3 separate regions of the Homo sapiens genome follow, and all the other regions are linked to region 3. The links are chromatin contacts, found by Hi-C or POLR2A ChIA-PET in ENCODE. All regions are on one chromosome and are shown on one strand. The core of a region is the stretch at or near the end of the contact, and the rest is flanking DNA. Distances in the headings are between cores, read along the strand shown.

What was found. Hi-C counts contacts between places; a loop is a spot of excess contacts on that map. ChIA-PET counts read pairs that join two places held with the same protein, here RNA polymerase II (POLR2A). Pooled maps may share reads with other maps.
Region 1: a loop to region 3 is called in a map of CD4-positive, alpha-beta T cell, with 20 times the contacts of the local background. The contact joins the promoter of FAM210A here to the promoter of RAB12 in region 3. A Hi-C loop is called at or near these places in 2 of 168 maps with a recorded cell type or tissue (CD4-positive, alpha-beta T cell and CD8-positive, alpha-beta T cell) and 9 of 50 pooled maps. POLR2A ChIA-PET finds 5 or more read pairs at or near these places in 1 of 52 experiments (naive thymus-derived CD4-positive, alpha-beta T cell).
Region 2: a map with no recorded cell type shows a loop between it and region 3 (6-fold over the local background). The contact joins the promoter of MYL12-AS1 here to the promoter of RAB12 in region 3. A Hi-C loop is called at or near these places in 1 of 168 maps with a recorded cell type or tissue (CD4-positive, alpha-beta T cell), 3 of 37 single-sample maps with no recorded cell type and 7 of 50 pooled maps.

What each region holds. Positions count from the first base shown.
Region 1 is chr18:13,724,887-13,727,980 of GRCh38, reverse strand. It overlaps FAM210A (family with sequence similarity 210 member A), which reads left to right and starts at 1,423. Exons shown (of 4, transcript NM_152352.4): 1 at 1,423-1,652. RNMT (RNA guanine-7 methyltransferase) reads right to left here and starts at 1,308. Exons shown (of 12, transcript NM_003799.3): 1 at 1,252-1,308. RefSeq lists an enhancer at 1,320-2,245.
Region 2 is chr18:3,261,013-3,263,712 of GRCh38, reverse strand. It overlaps MYL12-AS1 (MYL12A and MYL12B antisense RNA 1), which reads left to right and starts at 1,354. Exons shown (of 4, transcript NR_130145.1): 1 at 1,354-1,660; 2 at 2,383-2,441. MYL12B (myosin light chain 12B) reads right to left here and starts at 1,580. Exons shown (of 4, transcript NM_033546.4): 1 at 1,476-1,580. RefSeq lists a silencer at 1,035-1,924 and an enhancer at 2,135-2,184.
Region 3 is chr18:8,607,871-8,610,752 of GRCh38, reverse strand. It overlaps RAB12 (RAB12, member RAS oncogene family), which reads right to left and starts at 1,316. Exons shown (of 6, transcript NM_001025300.3): 1 at 800-1,316. The coding sequence starts at 1,313. RefSeq lists an enhancer at 29-78 and silencers at 529-828, 1,259-1,488.

The sequences.
Region 1 (3,094 bases), core at 174-2,673, 5.1 Mb before region 3:
AATAAAGATAATGTAGCATATATACACAATGGAATATTAGTCATTAAAAAGAATGAAATCCTGTCATTTGCAACAACATGGATGAAACCGGATGTCATTATGTTAACTGAAATAAGCCAGGCACATGAAGACAATATCATGTTGTTACTCATGTGGGAGCTAAAAATGTGGACCTGATGGAGGTAAAGAGTGGATTGGTGGTTACCACAGACTGGGAAGGGTAGCAGGAAGAGGAGCGGGATGAAGAAGAGAAATTGGTTAATGGGTACAAAAAACCCCAGAAGAAATAAAATCTAGTGCCTGATAGTACAGTGGGGTGGACACAGTTAACAATAACTTATTGTGTAGTTCAAAATAGCTAAAAGAAAAATTGGAATGTTCCCAACATAAAGATAAATGTTTGAGATGACAAATATCCCAATTGCCCTGATTTAGTCGTTACACATTGTATGCATGTATCAAAGTATCACCTGCACCTGCAAATATGTGCAACTTCTATGTATCAATTTAACAAATTGGGGGAAAAAAAACCCAAACCAAACTCAAAGTGGAATAATGAAAACACTCCATAGGGAAGAGAGCTGTCCCTCAGAATCTTCAAGAAACCTTCGAAAGGTGGTCGACTGACATGGAGATGGACACGCGATAAATAACCACACGAACATTTCGACCCGGCTTTCCAGTCACACCTCCGAAGCAAGCTATGTCTCTGCGTCATTTCAGCTCCTCAGGGTACGAGCGAGCAGGCCGCCAGGGCCGCCGGGATAAAGCCCAAGCGGGATAAGCTCTAAGTCCCGACCCGCCCGCTTGACCCTCTACCACGGGGCCCGAGAGGACGCACAGAGGCGAGAAGGGACTTCTCCAGCCAAGTTCACCCCCTCCGTCATTAGCGCGGCCTGTTACTCAACCTCTGGTTCAGGTTTCCGAAGCGCCGCTGAAGACAAACCTGCGGACCCCACGCCCCTCCCCAGCACGGCCCTGGGGCGCGAGCTGGAGCAGCTCTTCGAGCTGCTTCTCCCACCCGGGCTCGCCCAGTCTGGAGGAGGAACAGCGCCCGCCCACCCCAAGGAGTTCCCATTTTCCTTGGGACTGAGGACACAAGGCAATAGACCCACGCGTTGGGTAGTGAAGCACAGGGCTAATGCGAAGTGAGCCCATGTCAGGGGTGGGAGTGCCAGTTCCACCCCTCCACGGCGGCCGAGGGACAAACACAAAGAAAGGAAGGGCCGGAGTTCCAGCCGTCACACTCACCAGCACAGCCAAACGCGATTCTGTTTGCGGAAACGGCGGCCCGCGCCACGCGTGTCTGCTTACGTCACTTCCGGAGGTGCGAGAGTCACGTGGAGACGGTCAGGCGAGAGTGCCGCGACGCACGTCCTCCGCGCCGGAACTACGAGTCCCGACGTGCCGCGCGCGGCATGCAGAAGCTTCACTGAGCGGGCACTGGAGGTCGCGAGCACGTTGCTAGTGGGCGCGGCTGGCGGGGCCGGGGGCGGCAGGGGGCTAGCGTCCGGCTGAGCCCGGCGGGTTCCTGCACGCGGACCCACGCTTTGTCGGGCTGCTCTGCTGAGTGACACCGCCGTGGCATCCGAGGAGCTGTGGTCCAGCCTGCGCGGCGGGAAGCGGCGGCGGCGGCTCCAGCGTCCTAAGAGGTAGCATGGGCCCAGGCCTCTGTGGGGCAGCGGGAGGGGTCTAGAGGGCACCTTCAACCCTGGGCGTGTGTCCGGGAGCTGACTCGCGGCGCGAACCCGGCAACTGCTCCGCGTGCGCCGCTCTTCGGGCTGTGGCAGTGTACGACTGCCAGACGGGTCGTCCACACTCGCCGACCCCACAGACCCCGGCGGCCGAGAGAGGTCCCCCCGCCCTTCCGGGTCGAGCCAGTGTCCTGGCAAATCTTGCTTTGGGACTGTTTTTCAGCCTCCTTTGCTGTAACCCTTCACCGTGTTCTCCCCCCTTCTTCCGAAGCCAGTTGAAGAGGGGCCCGGAAGCGCCCGCGTTCGGAATGGTTTTTAAAATTAGCAATTTCTTATTAGGGACTGGCAGACTGGTCCTTACCGCCGTGTTTGGGAAGCCACAAGAGGCCATTCTTACCTGTTAGATTCTGAGAAAAGGGACCGCCTATACCTCTTCTTGACAAATACCTAAGGATGCATTAGTCTGCGTTGGCTGAACTTGGCATGGTGTGGTTTGGGGGAGACAACACACTTTTTTTGGCCATCACCCCAGATTTCTACTGGGGAGTGAAAGCGCCTACTGTACTGAAACTCGAAAGCTCCATAGTTGAGGACTTTCAACCTGAGATCAGGGTCAAAACTACCTGTGGATAGATTATTGAAGCGTGTGCATATTAACGTCGTGCGTCAAGTCCCCACCTTCCAAGGTTGTAAAACTGATCAGATTTACAATCCGTCTTGAATTACTCTTTACCAAAATTGATCCATTTAAAACAGCTTTGAAAATGTGCTTTACCAGCCTTCCTTCTTGTCAGTAGGCACAGGTATATTAATGAATAGACCTGGCTTTGGGGAAGGCAGCATTTGCAGCGTTGTGCTTTCCAATCTAATCACTTCTAAATTGTGGGCATTAGCCCATTTGAGGTTACAAACTTTGAACCAAGAATGAGGCCTATTTTTCACAAATAAGGATGACCCATCAATTTCTGATGACTGCTTGTATTTGTTATTATATGAAATGAGGTAAGTTGAGAATTAATCTCATTACATGAATATTGACAACTGCAAAAGTGTAGGTCTTACAGATCGAATGCATTATAGGCATATACAAGCATTAGAACCAGGCAATTACATTCCCTGTTCCTGATGCTTAAGTTTCTTGAGATAATTGCTGTTGTAATTTTACAGAAAATGAGTGTAATTTTGACTTTTAAAAACATGTTTTAATGTTTTTAAACACCGGGTGCAGTGGCTCACTTCTGTAATCCCAGCCGTTGGGAGGCCGAGGCGGTTGGATCACGAGGTCAGGAGTTTGAGACCAGCCTGGCCAACATGGTGAAACCCCGTCTCTACTAAAAATACAAAAATTAGCCAGGCGTGGTGGCGCGTGCCTGTAATCCCAGCTACTCAGGAGGCTGAGG
Region 2 (2,700 bases), core at 105-2,604, 5.3 Mb after region 3:
CAAAAAGGGTATGATAAACTCATCCCCAGATATACCTGGAGCCTTTGAATCTTGGGAGAAAGGGAAAACTAGCCCCATGTCGGGGCTCTAAATCCTGTTCTTTCCTAACCCTAGCAACTCTTGTCTGGACATCTGTCCTTCAGAAATTGCAGTTCATCTTGTTCAAGCTTAGTTTCATCAAAGCATAAACGAACATCGAGTCAGCCATCATAAAAGCTGTTTCACTCAAAAGAGCCTAAAGCACTCAAAAGTGCTCTTAGTTATAAAGTCCAGGAGGGTCCACCACCTTCGACAAATTACCTCACCTCTCTGGGTTTCACTTTCCTCAGTTATAAAACGCAAAGCCTTCACAAGGTAATCTATCAGGTCCTACTGAATTCTAAATGCTTTGATTCTTCTCTTACCAAAAGACCATTCCAAATCTACCTTAAACTAAAGCGGCCAAACGAATCCTCTAAACATCCCTTTCTTATTACTCCGTTAGTGAAGACTCCAAAATTACTCTCTATGGCTTCTTAGATAATCTTTTCTTTCTCCTAAGTTTTCAAGACATCCATAAGAAGGTCCTACTTACCTATCTACCCTTATTTCCGACTATTAGTCATTACAGTTCTGTTCCATACCCGCCGGTGTCCCCACGGCCTGCTTTTCACAGGACACAATTCCCAGCTTTTGAGTTTTGCTCGTTACCACCTCCCACACATCTAGCCGGAAACGCTAAGTTCTCCCTCTTAAGGTTGAATCCAAGGCCTTCAGTGAGGTCACGACTCTTTTCCAAGTAACCTTTCCCTATTTCTGTTAATGGTCCTTTCTTCAATCAACACGAATAAACTAAACCTTTACAAGATGCAAGACACACTGAGCGAATTACAACTCTATGTAAATCATCACATTTGAGCCCGTATCAACCACACACTCGGTTACCGGCATGCTAATGGCTTCCTTGGAGGCTTCACCTTAGGCAAGACCGTGCAACAGGAGGCTCCTCCACCCTCCAAAGCATCTAGGATAGTGTTGGGCACAGGGCAGGTGCTCCACACGAACACGCCCGGGTCGGCCCCAATCCACCGCCAGGACCCGCCGCGGCGCCGGGAGGGCAGGCGTTGGCCGCCGGGCAGCCGGGCCGTCCAAGGCCCAGGTGTCTGAGGTCACCCAGGTGGCGCAGGGCCGGCCCACGCACGGCCGGGACCCGGCCACTTCTCCAGCAGGGCGTCTCCCCATACCGGCTCCATCGCCTGCAGCCTCCCGGCCCCTGGACGTCCGGGCCAGGGCCTCGCCACCAACCCTCCTCCCGCCGCCAACCCTCCTCCCTCCACCTCCGGCCCCGCGCCCCCTTCTCAGCCAGTCTGACAGGTCCTGCCGCCGCCTGGCCGCCCTGGGGCGGGGTCCGGCCGCAGGCGCGCGACGGGAGGGGGCGCGGGGGTACGGAGACGGCGGCCCGAGGGGTCTCGCGAGCAGAGTCGAGCGCGACTCACCCGACGCCAAACACCAGAACCGGGGCCGCCCTGCGCGAGACCACAAACGACAGCGAAGAGCGTTAGGCTGTGGCCGGACAGTGGCGGCGCCGACACTTCCTGCCTGAAGGGGCGGAGCGGAAGGCGCACCGGAAGGCGCACCGGAAGGCGCACCGGAAGGCGCGGCGGGACCAAGTGGAACGGGGGTGCGCTGAGTGTTCGCGCCCGGGCCGGCGGGGTCTGCGTGTCCGCCGAGCGGCGGGGCTGCTGAGGCCGGACGCACACGGCCGGGGTCTTAATTGCCCCTCCGGCCTGCTCCGATCCGCTGCGATATCGCGGCCTGCGCTGCGGCGGTCGTCCGCAGCCCGGCCCTCGTCCCCCGCTCCTTTGGTAGCTCCGCCACCCTTCCGCATTCCTGGGCCCGCTGGGCGCGGCTGGGCAGGCCGCTGGAATTTGACCCGAGTGGGCCGCGATCGGCCGAGGATTTGGGGTCCCCTTTGACCCAGGCGGGGCGCGATCCGCCTAGGATTTGGGGTCCCCTGGCGCCGAACCCTGAGTTGCCAGATGTAGCAAGTAAAAGTACAGTTCTTCTAAATTTGAATTTCAGACAAGACAGGTTTTAGGGTTCGTCTCATGTAATGTTGAGAAGGTGAGGGCGGCGCCTGGGCGGATTCTTCTCCGTTCCAGAATCCCTTTCTCTTTTCAAACCGCATTACAGCCCGAGTTAAATTCTTTAACCTACTCCTCTCTGCTTACCCTCATAAGGTTTACGGCCGTATCAGGCTACGGCCGCAGCCTACGGCTGTTTGATTCCCCTTTTGGCCACAAGAAAGTTTTATTCGAACTACTTGCTTTCCTTTATCAAGAAAATGGCAACGCACACACATACATGCACACACAAATAAAAACACAAAGCTACGTTTTTCAGGTTTTGTTCTAGATCGTGTTTGTGGCTGTGTTCTTCAGGATATTTTCCCTCACCTTGAGGTAATCTAGCATTACTTCATCTAGCATTACTAAAATAGCATTACTTCAGGATGGTGGAGGATCGGCAATCTAATAGCAAATCTTTATTGAACTCTTCTTACTGCCTTAACATGTGCCGGATGCTGAGAGATGAATTCAAAGCCTCTTAGGGAGTTTATATTCTAGAAATCTTTGATCAGAAATTCCTAGAAGAGAGGGACCTTGTGTTCAGCACTCTGTAGCAGTTCTTAAACAGTAGCACGCATAATAACAGGGCTTT
Region 3 (2,882 bases), core at 67-2,566:
TTTTCCATAGAAACAACTGCTACCCACATCCAACTGAGAAATCTCAATGTCAAGTCCTCTAAGCATGACTTAATTAAAAAAATTTCCCCTGCAGTTTCCATTTCAGATCCACGGCTGTTTTCCTCCTTGACCCTGGAGCGTTCCTGTACTTACTTCACTCCTGTCCCTCACCGAAAACAGCGGTACTGGAGGAATCAACCCCATGCCCGCCAGTCACCGGGTTGTTTGAGGTCATGGATAAATACAGCTGAAGCTCCTCTGCCCCGTACGTACGGCTAGCACGAGAAACTTACTGTAGTTTTAGTTTTAACATTCTCCATAGGTGACTTTAAACTTCATTTCTTGAAAATGGGTTCAAAATAAGAAAACTGCCCTGGTTGCGCAGGGATCACACCCGCAGCAGACGGCGCGCGCTGGCCTTGGCGGGCCGGGCGAGAGCGGCCTTAGGCGTTCACTCCCCTGCCTGCCTGCGCTCCACTCGAACCCAGCTTTTTCTTGGGCGAGTATGCTAAGGGCCGAAGTTTCCGTGGAGAGCCGCCCCCACAGGCCCCGGGGGCTGCCAGGACCTCTGAGGCAGGGCCGGGGGCCAAGGGCAGGTCTGCCCGGAGGCGGCACGAAAACCTCTGCCAGGCTTTGGGATTGGGATGCAGGGCGCTCCAAGGAGACCCCCGCCCCTAGTTTCACCGAGAGGCCCATCCCCGAAAGACTCCCAGGCTCGATGAGACTCGAAGCCCACGGGGCGAAGGGCACCTGCCCGGGCGCCAGGAGGCCCGGCCCAGGGTCGCCGTGGCGCCCTTACCCACGGTGGACTTGCAGGCCTCGCAGAAGGTGTCGTCGGTGAAGCGCTCCATCAGGCTGGTCTTGCCCACGCCGCGGGAGCCGATAATGATGACCTGCAACTTGAAGTCGGCCGGCCTGGGGGGCTGCTTCCTCCGGCGGCCCTGGCCGCCCGACAGCGCCGGGGAGCCCGCGCCCAGACCGCCGCCGCCCCCGGCCCGCCTCTGCAGCGCGGCGCCCGGATCCATACACGCATGCGGCTCCCGCTCGGCCCGCCGCCCGCCGCCGCCCGCCCCCCGGCTGCGCGCCCCGGGCCCCGGCGCCCCCTCGGCCTCCGCCGCGCGCGGGGGGTCGGCCCCGGGCTCGGCTTCCGCCCGCTGGAGCGGCCCCGGCGGCCCGTGGGCTCCGCGCTGCAACTGCGCCGCCGGCCGGCTCTCTGCGCCCGGGTCCCCTCCTCCTCCTCCTCCGCCGCTGCCGCCGCCGCCGCCGGGAGAGGAGGAAGGGAAGCAGCTACTCCGCAGTAGCGGCAGCAGCATCCCGGACGAGGAGGGGCAGGAAGCGCAGGCGCGGGCGGGGCGGCTGGCCGCGAGGGGCCGGAGGCGGGCGGGTGGGCGCCCCCTGCCGGCGGGAGGACCGCGCGCCCGGGCCTCGGTTGGGTACTGCGCGCGGAGCTTTCCCGCAACCCGCGCCGCTCTTTCCCTGCCTCTGCTCGCCTGCCCGCCCCCGCTTCCCTCCCTCTTCCGCCGGCTCTTTCATCTTTTCTTCCTCTTATCTCTTCCCTTTTCCCCCTTTTCACTCCTCCCTACTCGGCTTTCACTCTGACCCGCATTTATAGTTAACACAAGAAACTTAGTGTGGTTTTAGTCTTAAAATTCTCCGTAGGCAATTTTGAACTTCAGCATTCCGGTGCATCATGAAAATGGGTTCAAAATAAGAAAAAGAACCCTGGTTGACAGTGAAAACACTCCCATGCGCACAGTCCCCAAACACCATGCACATGTTTTCGCCCCCGCGCGCTCGGTGTAGCTGGAACGCTGGAAAGGCCCCGACCTGAGGCCGCGCCGCCGGGCCGCCTGCGCTGCGTTCGCGTCTACACCAGCGCTCTCTCACAAACACCAGCGGGTGCAAGCCCCCGCACCCTCTACCGGGCCGTGGCACTGCTCGGTCTCTCTCCGTCACGTCTGTCTCCCATTTTGCACGGAAACGCGCGAAATCAGTTATTTTTAACTCTGATCGCTGTCTCACTCAGAGTTCAGAAGTTTTTATGCTGTTTAATTTTTAAATTAAGTAAATGGCATACTCCTTTGGGGGAATAAGCGAGTTAAAACTCAAACAGTGCGAGAAGATTGAAACTTTAGGAATTATGGACTCGGGTCGTATGTTTTGCCATTTCTGTTTGGAAGGATTTAAGGATACAGAAAATCACTGCTGATTCCTTGCCAGAGATTTGTTTAGCAAATTCCTCAGCTTGAACTTGAGCATCTCAGAACACAGGGTTCTGAATATGATAGGGGCTGGCAACATTTGCCGAATGATCACGTTACCCACAAAATTTCAGCTGTGCTGTATTTAGAACTAGGTTTAGTAATGCACAGTACACGCATATGTTACACAGCAAACCTGATTTGTAAAAATCTAGCGTTGCCCACAGTGTAGATTGGAAGTTTACATCTATGAGAGCATTCTTAACTGTGCAGTCACTGTAGGGATCTTTATAATATGAATTCTGAGAATATGTAAAATATGATCCCTCTATATTATTTGAAACACAGATCCATCACTTACCATCACGGAATTTACTTTCTTTCTTTCCTTCTTTCTTTCTTTTTCTTTCATTTTGTTTTGTTTTGATTTTGAGACAGCCTTGCTCTGTTGCGCAGGCTGGAGTGCAGTGGTGCGATCACAGCTCACGGCAGCCTGGAACTCCTGGGCCCAAGTGATTTTCCTTGCTTAGCCTCCTGAGCCGCTGAGACCACAGGCACGTGCCACCACGCCTGGCTAATTTAAAAATTTTTTGTACAGTTGGGGTTTTGGTTTGTTAACCAGGCTAGTCAACAGTGTGAGACCCTGAACTGGCCTCAAGTGATCCTCCCACCTCAGCCTTC